Linked DNA regions of Mus musculus: region 1 is linked to region 2. The links are chromatin loops, found by intact Hi-C in ENCODE. Cell type or tissue: left cerebral cortex. All regions are shown on one strand. Each heading gives the region's core, and the rest is flanking DNA. Links, peaks and the distances in the headings are about the cores only. Region 1 overlaps Pebp4 (phosphatidylethanolamine binding protein 4). Region 2 has its middle 4.9 kb from the start of Pebp4.

What was found. A loop is a pair of places that touch in the nucleus more often than their neighbours do. Peaks named below come from ENCODE experiments on the same cell type or tissue, not always from the same donor. Only the 100,000 strongest peaks of a DNase experiment are listed, where the experiment ranks them.
Region 1: a loop joins it to region 2, with 2.7 times the contacts of the local background. A loop is called at or near these places in 1 of 42 quality-filtered maps.

Annotation. Positions count from the first base shown.
Region 1 is chr14:69,893,825-69,899,200 of GRCm38, forward strand. All of the region lies in intron 3 of Pebp4 (phosphatidylethanolamine binding protein 4), which reads left to right. Among named protein-coding and RNA genes, the nearest start is that of Pebp4, 56 kb to the left of the region's middle. In left cerebral cortex, for the core only: no CTCF peak of the experiment used is centred there; DNase peaks (open chromatin) are centred at 3,243 and 3,455.
Region 2 is chr14:69,832,860-69,838,235 of GRCm38, forward strand. No RefSeq gene overlaps it. Among named protein-coding and RNA genes, the nearest start is that of Pebp4, 4.9 kb to the right of the region's middle. In left cerebral cortex, for the core only: CTCF peaks have their summits at 941 (motif pointing left), 1,798 (motif pointing right) and 2,644 (motif pointing right); DNase peaks (open chromatin) are centred at 1,332 and 2,630; H3K27ac peaks cover 322 bases.

The sequences.
Region 1 (5,376 bases), core at 277-5,276, 61 kb after region 2:
CTTACAGAAATGCCTCAAAGATAGCAAAGCTCAGGGGAACCTCCAGTTTTCATGAGTGGAAAGTCACCTTCCCTACCCGGAAAGCAGAATCCAGATGCCATAGCAGTGGTGGGGACCTATTTAAAATTGTAGGATGGCCACCCACAGCCTGTCTCTATTCCATCTCCAAGTGACTTTGTGTGCCCCTAGACACAGGAGCCCTGTGAGAGTCATGCACCTGGACAGTAAATCAAGTGACTACAACCATACCAGAGTCCCCTAGTAGACAGAGACCAATTTGGGCTTCTCTGCTTAGCTGAAACTTCTTGAAAGCCCATGACCCAGACGTTCATCATTGTTAGCCCATTGATACCCCATTATCTGCTCTATTCTGGCCCATTTAATGTCAGTTCTGGTTTCGTTGTTTATTTGATTGTTTGAGACAAGATTTCTTGTAGCCCAGGCTGTGACCTTGAATACTTTATGTCGCCTATGGCTTCGAACTGATCCTCCTTCCCTCCATCCCCGAGTGCTGGGGTTCCAGGTATGTCACCATTCCTGGTCGGGTGGACCTATTCCTATTAGAAGCAACACTCAACATTTCTAAAAAGCAGCAGAGCATGGCGGTGCACACCTTTAATCTCGGCCCTCAGGAAGCAGAGGCAGTCGGATCTCTGTGAGTTTGAAGCCAGCCTGGTTTACATAGTGAGTTCCAGGACAGCCCCACCCCCACCCCCATTAGTGAGACCTTGTCTCAGAAAACAAAACAAACAAACAAACAAAAAAAAAAAACCAAAACTGTAGAACAGTTGCCCCGCCACCAAGAAGTAGAGTTTGACACATTGTATTTTGTGCGGAACGTTGAAAGGCGTTTGTTTCCTTCTTTCTGGGAGGGAGGCTAAGGGGATTTTGATGATTACAGCTCCCATCAGCCACCAGTGCTTGGGTCTCAGAGATAATTGCATTGCTGCTGCAGATGCGGGCTGAATCACCCAGCTCCGTTCTCCAGTGTACGTGCCTCTCTGTCTGTCCTCTCCCAATAGTGTGGGACGATGTGGTGAAGGATGCCTGGGAGCCAGTCCTGTCTCTGTTTTAAGTGGCCATGTGTGAGTTTGGTAGATGGCTTCACCTTTTTAGCCTTCTGTAACCTGAGGAATTGGAAACTGATTGTCCCACAGTTGTTTCCTGCTTCTGTTTTTGTTTAAGTCTTTTTATTTTCTTTAAAAATTAAAAAAAGTATACGTTTACCCTTTGATCATTTCATAATGTTCAATGTCTATTCTGGTTATTAAAATACTAATAACTTGTCCCACTAGCCTCCCTCCTACCTCTATTGCCCTCTTACAAGTCCCTCCTCACACTCGTGACTTTGTTATTTTAGTCATTGTTGTTGTTTGAGATCCATTGAGTTAAACCAGGATTATCTGTGTGACCACGGGTTTGGAACTAGGAATCCTCTGGAACCTGGTTGGATCCTTAGTGGGTTACACAGAGAATGACAGTGACGACCTTCTGCCCAGAAACCATCCATTACCAGAAGTTCAGCTTGGAGGGATAGGGCCCACTAAGCTCCTCCCCAACTCATGATTGACAGGCCCAGTCTTGGGTAAGCCCACTGCAGGCACCATACCAGACTTAGTTGGCCATGCCAGCCCAGAAGAAAACATTTCACTGCTTCTGGGGTTCTTCTCTGAAGGGGAAACCTTGTCTTTGGTATTTGAGGAATCACTTGGGTACAACCCACTTATCACCTGTCTCTTTTGTGTCAGGGCTAGGGCACAGAAATACAAAAGTGGTTTAGGTGCTCCCAGGCTGGTGACTTGGGCCTCCCAGATCAAATACATTGTGATCAGAGTTTTAGGGCAAAATTCCTGGCTCCGAGAGTCCCAGTGGACTAGGCTCAGCCATGTGCCCCAGTGTACCAGGGAGATGAGTCTCAGTGAGCAGTAGACAAAGGAGCTTTGATTAAGGCGCTCGCATTGGAAAGAACAGATAAAGGGTTTCCAGGAACACGGGTTCTGGGATCTTCTAGGAAAGTGGAACAAAGGAGCAGACTGGGGTGTGCACAGTAGGTCTGCCTGCTACCTCAGCTCTGGTTTTGCCAAGGCTTTGTGGTGAGCTGTAATGGTTTGTTTTTTCTGCTTTAGGGAGCAGTGTCTGGTCCATCCTTTGGGCATGCGGGGAGATCTGTTCCATGAGGAGTACATTTGATACCTTGTCACAAAGATGTCTTTGTATCAGTCCAGCTGTTCCCGGGATCAGGAGGCAGAGTGAATCAGGAGCAAACATGTTTTGTGGCTCAGTCCATTGCCTCAAGTGCGTGGAGCCCTGGGTTCAACCCGCAGCACCACAGGAAAGACAGACAAAGCAAAACCAAAAAATTCGGTTATTGTGGTGCACGCCTCTAATCTCAGCACTCAGGAAGTAGAGACAGGAGGGACAGGTAGTTTATGACCATCTTCAGCCACTGGCTAGAGGCTACAAGAGACCTTGAGCCAGTGAGGATCTGACAGGGTTAGTTAGGTCCTATGCTGGGTACCTTCTTTCAACATCACAATAAATACACTGACGATCCTTCCAGAGGGTACATGCTTCCACTTTGCCAGCTTAGGTAAGCTCCTTGTATTTGGGTGTCTGGCTTTTTATTCATCATTTGGAGATATTTTCCCACCTGCCTGTCTTATGGTTCCATTATCTATGAGTAGATTCTGAGACAGGAAGATTATGCCAAAGCTTGACTTGAAGTCAGTATTGTCTATGTACGAAACCGGTCTCCCTCCCTCTGTCCCTCCCTCCTTCTTTCCCTCCCTCCCTCTCTCCTCTCCCTCTTCCCTCCCTTCCTTCCCCCTTCTCTCCCTCTCTCCTCCCTCCCTCCTTCTTTCCTTCCTTCCTCTCCTTTTTTACTTCCTTCTCTTTCCTCCCTTCCTCCCTCCCTCCCTCCCTCTCTCTCTCTCTCTCTCTCTCTCTCTCTCTCTCTCTCTTTCTCTCTCTCTCTCTTTCTTTCTCTTTCTCTCTTCCCAAAAATGAGATGGAAGCACCTAAGCAGGTTCCCAGTGCTTGCCACTCTCCATTATTCTGTCCTCAGAGATCAGGCTGGCTGTCATACTGTTTCCCTCCAGCCTCTGGAGTCTGTCTGTCCACAGCATCTTCGTTGTAATCATTGCAGTGAATGAGCAAGGATGCCGTGAAAGGCAGGGCCAGTCATGAGTCATCTTTGTCCCATCCCATCCCCCCATTGCTTCTGAGCTCCGTCCTATACATTCTGTCTGTATCTTTGGTTCTTTGGAGAGTTCAGGGAATGTACACTCCAGTCAGCGGGTCCTGGGTTCTACTCCAGCTTGGCCAGGAGTGAAGAACCCTGGTGAGGAGCTTGGAAGAGGAGATGCTTGGAGACCAGGACCCAGGCCTTCCAGGGAAGCCCTCTTCTCTCTCTGTACTTTGCAGCAACGATGTCGGATGTGTGAGCTTCTAGGCTGACTCACAGCCTTCGTTGCAGCAATCTCACTGACTTGGCGCGTCAGGTAAACTGATGCAAAAAAGTGTAAAAAAGCATGAGAGTGTGACCCAGACACGGGAGCCTTCTGCAGCCTCAGCACAGCTCCTTCGGGGAGTTCTGAGCGTCTAGTGTCTCCCTATAAGTGCATGCTGATCTGATCTCTGGAACGTCAGGTAGAGGCACCCACGAGCCAGTTATCTGGAATCCGAGGGAACTGGCCCTCTTCAGATGCCACCCTCAACTCCTCCGCTTGCACCCTCTCAGGAGCTACCTCACCTGCAGACATCCAGCCTGAAGCAGCAAGGGTCTCAAGCTGTCTGTGTCAGCCACGTTAGTTTGGAGGATATAGGGATGGCTGGATCTGCCAGCTTTCCCGCCTGCCAGGCTGGGCCTAGCTGTTTCAGCTGAGAAGGTAATAATCCTGTGTGTTGACTGATGTGATACACGGGTGTTGAAGTCATCTAGTCTCCAGTGGGGCAGACAACTGATCTCGATGCTGTTGGATCTCCAGGTGCCTTTCCCAGCATCCTCCGGGAGCCACTCTGACTCCTATTGTCAAACACTGCAGGTGTCCCGCAGGCAATGTTTATGCAATCAGCCAGCTCTGCAGCGATACATCAAGCAGATGCTGTGGATGCTTTACACAGAAAGCCCTTGTTACCCATGAGTGCAGTTGTCCTGGCAGGTTCTGTGTGTCAGGCCAGGGAGGTGAGTCACCCACAGGTGTACTAGGCTTGCACTGGGCTGACCTGTGAGCCTCCTGGCTGTGCTGTGCCCGTACACGATACACAGACACAAGGCTAAACCACCGATGTCAGGCTTCCCGGACATCGCACCTTCTCCTCTCTCCATCCTTCCCGGTGTATTTTCTAATATATTGGCTCTAGGACTATACTATGTACCTCCGGTTCTCATCTGTGGTACCCAGGAATGACATAGTAATTGGCTATATTCTCTGTCTTAGGACATCTAAGCTGTCCCCATGTAAGCATTCAAGTCTCAGGGACCTATTTACCCAGTTAGAGGGCACAGAGGATCTGACCCTGATGGAAAAAAAAAAGTGTACAAGCATGACGGAGAGATGGGATCTTTCTGCAGCGACTCCAGCACAGCCCCTTCTCAGAGTGTCCCTAAGCACGGGTCTCTCCACATCGAGCTAAGTAGAGGGTTTGATCCATAATGATATAACAGAAGAACTACGCACCAGTTATGCACCAGCAACCTGTTCCAAGCCAGCTGACTTCATCCAGATGGCCAAGGACAGGAAAGAAAGGATAGTCAGTTCAGGGTGAATGGTCAGGGAACCTCCTGCCCTGTGGCCAAAGGGCTGAGTACAGGGAGTCTCCTCACTGCCTGGCTATTTAGGGACTGTTTCTACCTCATGAGGAAAGCTGGCTTGGAAGCGGTAGTGGACATGACATCTACTTGATGAGTTTATAGGGGCAGAATAGATCCCCGAGGTCCAGACCATAATTCCAATATTAAGCAGGTGTAGAGAGCATCCCTATTCCAGAAATCAGGCTGTGTGAATTTATTTTGAGATCCTTATCTGGTCTTAAAGAGACACTATGATTATTCTCATTTTAAACACAACCAGGTAAGGTCCAGGCATGTCACCTAACAAGCTCAAGGTCACACAGAGTCAAAGGGAAAGGTTCTGTCAACCCCCACCCCATCTTCCGTTCCATAACTTCCAGATAAATTTGCTTATTTTCTTCTTTTTCTCACAGAATCTAATTTTGGTTTGACTCAAAGAAGCTAATGGAATCTGTATTATCCAGGGTTCTCTAGAGTAAGAGAATGTATAGAACAAATATCTATCTATCTATCTATCTATCTATCTATCTATCTATCTATCTATCTAAAGGGGATTTATTAGAATGACTTACACACTGTTGCCC
Region 2 (5,376 bases), core at 62-5,061:
CTGTATGTACTTACATACATGTGTGTGTGCATACACACACACACACACACACACACACACACACACACAAACCTTACATTTGATGCTTACATTTGGCACAGAGATAAATATACTCCAGGATAAACCATGTTACTTTTTTCTTGTTTATTTATTTATTTTTTTCAATTTTTTATTAGATATTTTCTTCATTTACATTTCAAATGCTATCCTGAAAGTTCCCTATACCCTCCCCCCACCCTGCTCCCCTACCCACCCACTCCCACTTCTTGGCCCTGGCATTCCCCTGTACTGGAGCATATAAAGTTTACATGACTAAGGGGCCTCTCTTCCCAATGATGGCCGACTAGGCCATCTTCTGCTACATATGCAGCTAGATACACGAGCTCTGGGGGTACTGGTTAGTTCATATTGTTGTTCCACTTATAGGGTTGCAGACCCCTTCAGCTCCTTGGGTGCTTTCTCTAGCTTTTTTTTTTTTTAAATAAAAACAGTTGTGCAGATCCCTATATGAACCATGACCCCTCCTCACTGTGCCCAGTGGGTAAGTCAGCCGTAATGTTCAGATAAGAGTCTCAAAAGGACTGGAACAGGGGAAGAAACTGAGCCATTGTAGCTGATACTCCAAATCTGAGATTAGGGTGCTGGGTGGATGGACACTAAGACCAAGGAGAATGGAAGAGAAAACTTACAGGAGACCATCCTGTCTCACTCGAGTTCAAGCCTGAGATACCTGAGAAGTATTCAAGTGGGGCTGTCCAAGCCACAGTTAGCTGAGCAGGGCAAGAGTTCCAACACAGATGTGTAAGTCATGGCGCTAGAGAGATGGCTCAGCAGTCAAGAGCACTGACTGCTCTTCCAGAGGTTCTGAGTTCAATTCTCAGCAACCACATGGTGGCTCACAACCATCTGCAATGGGATCTGGTGCCCTCTTCTGGTGTGTCTGAAGACAGCTACAGTGTACTCATATACATAAAATAAATAAATAAAAAAGATACGTAAGTCATGGCTGTAAGGGCTTGCTCAAGCAACTGGGCCAACCTGTCTACACAAGAGAGGAGAAGGACCCACTAGGAGGTGGAAGGTGTAGTAACAGCCAGAGACTCGAAGTACCCAGTGGCCAAGTGTCAGCCCACACAGAGTCCAGCATGTGGGCAGTGTGTCTTCTGCATTGAGGTGTCCACATGCAAGGTAGTGTGCTAGCCTTGACCCATGGAGGTGTGGAAGGCAACTGGAACACGGGGAAACCAGGGATAGTAAGGGGTTCTTCCTCCAAGATGTTTGGCTGTGGGGGAAAAAAAAGGAGAGGTGGGGATCGGTGGTTAGTGGGGTTGTGGGGGTGTAGAGAGTGTCTATATTGGTTCCCCGGGAAACAGATACCAATAAGAGTGTTTGCAGGCAGGGAAGTTCTTAGGGAGATTGTTGAGTGGGGGAAGCAGCGTGGATGGAGCCGCTGGGAGAGTGGGCCTGTGATGCAGAGATTAAAAAGTGCTTTGCAAAGCTAGCTGGAGCTGAAGATCTGCGGTGGTCCTTCAGTCATCCTTCCATCAGAACTATGAGAAGGGAGGAGAGCCTTGCTCTACCTACTTGTATCACATCTTTCTAGTTCTTGTTTGTCTCTGATGCTTTGATATGGAGTGAGGTTGCTGACCCTTGAGAGACGGCTGGTGAGTCTTAGAGCTGAAAAATGACACTCCCTCCACCCCACAACACAGTTTTAAAAACAATGTATTTATTTATTTATTTACTTACTTATTTATTTATTTTAGTGTATAAATGCATGTACACTCGAATGCCAGAAGAGGGCATCAGATCGAGTTATAGATGGCTCTGAGCCATCATGCAGTTGCTGGGAATTGAACTCAGGACCTCTGGCAGAGCAGCCAAATCTCTCCAACCCAGGAGAACAGCTTTTACATTTACAACAACTCAAGCCCTAGGCTTTCCATTCATTTCATTTGTGCTTACCCACTGTTACCTAATCATGCCTTAGGGCAGGTTCTGACACCCAGAGAGAGGAACACCCTAAAGCCATCAAAACTGGTCAAGTGGAGCCAAAGGACATTGTTTTGCCTTATTAGTGTTTTCAGTAGAAGTCACAATAAAGGTTCTTGGTTTTCTTTTTGAGTGTGCTGGGATTTGATCCCAGGGATCCACGTATGGGAAGCCAATGCTCAGCTTCAAAGGCACTTTCACTAACGTAAGTTGGGACGTGTGAACTCAAACTCTCCTGTTGGGACAATCATATCTGCGTCTGTGTGGCTTACTAATCTTATTTAATAAATAAACCCGAGGCTTCCTTATCAGTCATTGGATGAGGCGTGCCCTGAAAATGGATGTTAGTGTGGCTCAGGCAGCTAGCTAGCTATCCTTGTTTTTGTTTTATCATTATTATTTTTTTTATTATTTATTTATTTTTGGTTTTTCGAGACAGGGTTTCTCTGTATAGCCCTGGCTGTCCTGGAACTCACTCTGTAGACCAGGCTGGCCTAGAACTCAGAAATCTGCCTGCCTCTGCCTCCGAGTGCTGGGATTAAAGGCGTGTGCCATCACCGCCCCGGCACTAGCTATCCTTGGTAGTTCCCATAGGGGACTGAGCTCTATGCTGTCAGCAACTAAGTGGGATCAGGTAATATATATTTCTGTCCAGAAGGGGGCGCCTGTTAGTGGATCTCAACATCCACCATGGACGACTTTTGAAGGCATTCTTAGAAAGTGCTCCTAAGGTAAAATGAATGGAGAGAGGATCAAAAATGCAGAGGAGGGAAAGGGATACATGATTGGCAGGAGGCAGAGGCCTGAAGGCAGGAGGAGAGGAAGCCTTTTGAGTCCTGGAAGGATGGCTTTTTTATGTTGGAAGGAAGGTGGGGCAATTCTAGAAGCTCTTGTCAATAACTCCTATTATTCCCTGCAAAATGGAAAGGAGAGTAGGGGGGACGTTTAACGAAGAAGGGGAGGGCCTGTAAAGGTTTGTAAATAGGAAAAGGCATAACTGAGGCATAGCTATAGCGGAAAGAGGTGACTGGATGAAAGAGCCAGAAGCAAGCCTTTAGGAAGCTTGCATGGCCAGTTGCTGAAGGGAGCATTTCTAAGAGAAGCTGGGCCCTGAGGAGTGGACATCAGGGCAGAATGGTGGGAAGCCTGAAGGGGAAACAGTGAGATGCCAGAAGCCAGAGTGCTGTCACTGATGTCACTGTTCGTTATCAAAGGAACTCAGGACAGGGATTCAAGCAGGGCGGGAACTTGGAAGCAGGAGCTGATGCAGAGGCCGTGGAGGGGTGCTGCCTCCTGGCTTACTCAGCCTACTTTCTTATAAACCCAGGACCACCAGCTCAGGGATGGCACCACCCACAATGAGCTGGGCCCTCCCCCATCAGTCACTAATTAAGAAAATGCCTTACAGTTGAATCTTATGGAAGACTTTCTTTCCGATGACTTTAGCTTGGGTCAGGTTGACATAAAACCAGCCATGGCATCCACCGTGGAAGAAGCCACGGATGTTACCTTTAGCACACTGATTTCAATATTGATCTTCTATCAGTTTGTTCATTCCCTGGTCCACCCTTTGAACAGGTCACAAGACCTTACCAGTTCCCTCATTATTAGTGAAGCTGTTGCGATTCAGATCTGAAATGTCCTTTATAGACTCAGGTTTTGAATGTGTATTCCTCAACTTACTGGGCTATTTTAAGACGCTGTGGAGTCTTTAGAAGATAAGGGCTAGCTGGCAGAAGTGGGTCACTAGGGGTAAGCCCTGGTTGTAGCTCTCTCTAAGCCTTTGATCCAACCGACTTGAGTAACTCTGCTAGGTTTTCCTCACTGTGATGGACTCCTACCTCCTGAAACCCTGAACCAAAATAATGCTTATTTCCCATCATTTATTTCTGCCAGGTTATCGATCACAGTGACACGCAAACCACCTAAGACAGAACCCCAATGCAGAAAACAGAACCGTGTTCCAACCGCTGGACTTTCCCTCCCTACGCGCCATAGCCACGAAGATTGCTGAAGCTCCTCTGCAGAGCACAGGCTAAACATCCAGGACCTCCATCCATCCTTTCCTCCAGAGTGGACTCCTTTCTGCAGTGTCCCTGCTTGGGCATGCTAGGACTGTCTGGATAGTTTCCTAAAGGGTGCCCTGTGAGTCCACACAGAGCCCAGCGGAGGACTTCCCAACCCATCAATGATTGCTACTCTTAGACTAGAAATCTGCCTCCAGGTCACTCCACCCTCTCCCCTCTGGAGCTTCCAAGGATGGCAAGTCTCCTCTAACTCTTTCCCTGCATGCCTTGGGACTGTTTGAGAAATTATCACATAGGTAAGGTTGCTTCTAAAGGAAGACAGAATAAACTGCACAAAAATCTGACTCGTTCCTAGCAGGCATCTTCTGACAAGCCCACTCTCCGAGTAGACACGCCGGAGAAGGAGTGCGAGAAGGCGTGCCCAGCTTCCTTCTGAGATCTCAAAGTGAAGATCGAGGCCCCAGCCTCACCCTTGGCCTGATCTTTGCTTTTTGGCTGGTATTTGTGGATAGCCTGACACATGGGTCAGAGCCTCTACCACTCACCAGGTTACACTTGCTGTAGGTGACCATTTAGGCTTTAATGACTTGACTGTGTTCCGTCTTCTACCTTGCTATGCACAGCAATCACATGATCAGATGTGGGGGCCTGGGGCTATGTCATGCACTAAGGAGTTCTAGTCCTTATCAAAGAACAGAGGGCGAGCTTACAGAACACAGCACCTAAGACTCACTGATGCACTATGCAATGAACAACTCTAGTCCCATGAGACCATGGCCCTAAGCCTAGCCCTGACCTGTGACAGCACTTTAACTCAGAACTTGTTCTCTGTTATTTAGTTTTTGTTCCTTCTCATCACAGTATTTGATATTCTATAGTAGGTTAAGTAAACGCTTGTCTTTCCCATTAAACTGCCTGCTGTTTTGAGCAGACCAGTAATAATATGCAAAGCTACTTTGCACATTGGGTGGGCTCGAAGATGTTTAGCATTTGATGAGTTCTTCACTCAATTTCCTCAGAAGAAAATAGCTAAGCTGCTATTCCAGACCTGGCTGAGACCATTTTGTCCTCCTTTCTAATTCCAGACTGATGTAACAGCAAGATAGCCAAACACCAGAGGCTGGCAGCATCCAGCCTGGAGAGGACCCAGAAACTGTCTGCTGATTGAGTGAGTGAATAAGTAGGGTGAGACACAGGGGAGCATCCAAGAAACAGGACCCCACATGACCTGTGACCATTGCAGTCTGGGGGAGCTGTGAATCAAAGCGACAGCTTGTTGCAAGGAAGGGACATTTGTGTTCACAGGCCTTTTGGGAGAAGATAGAGAATGCAGACAGCCAAGGATGTCTTAGCAAGG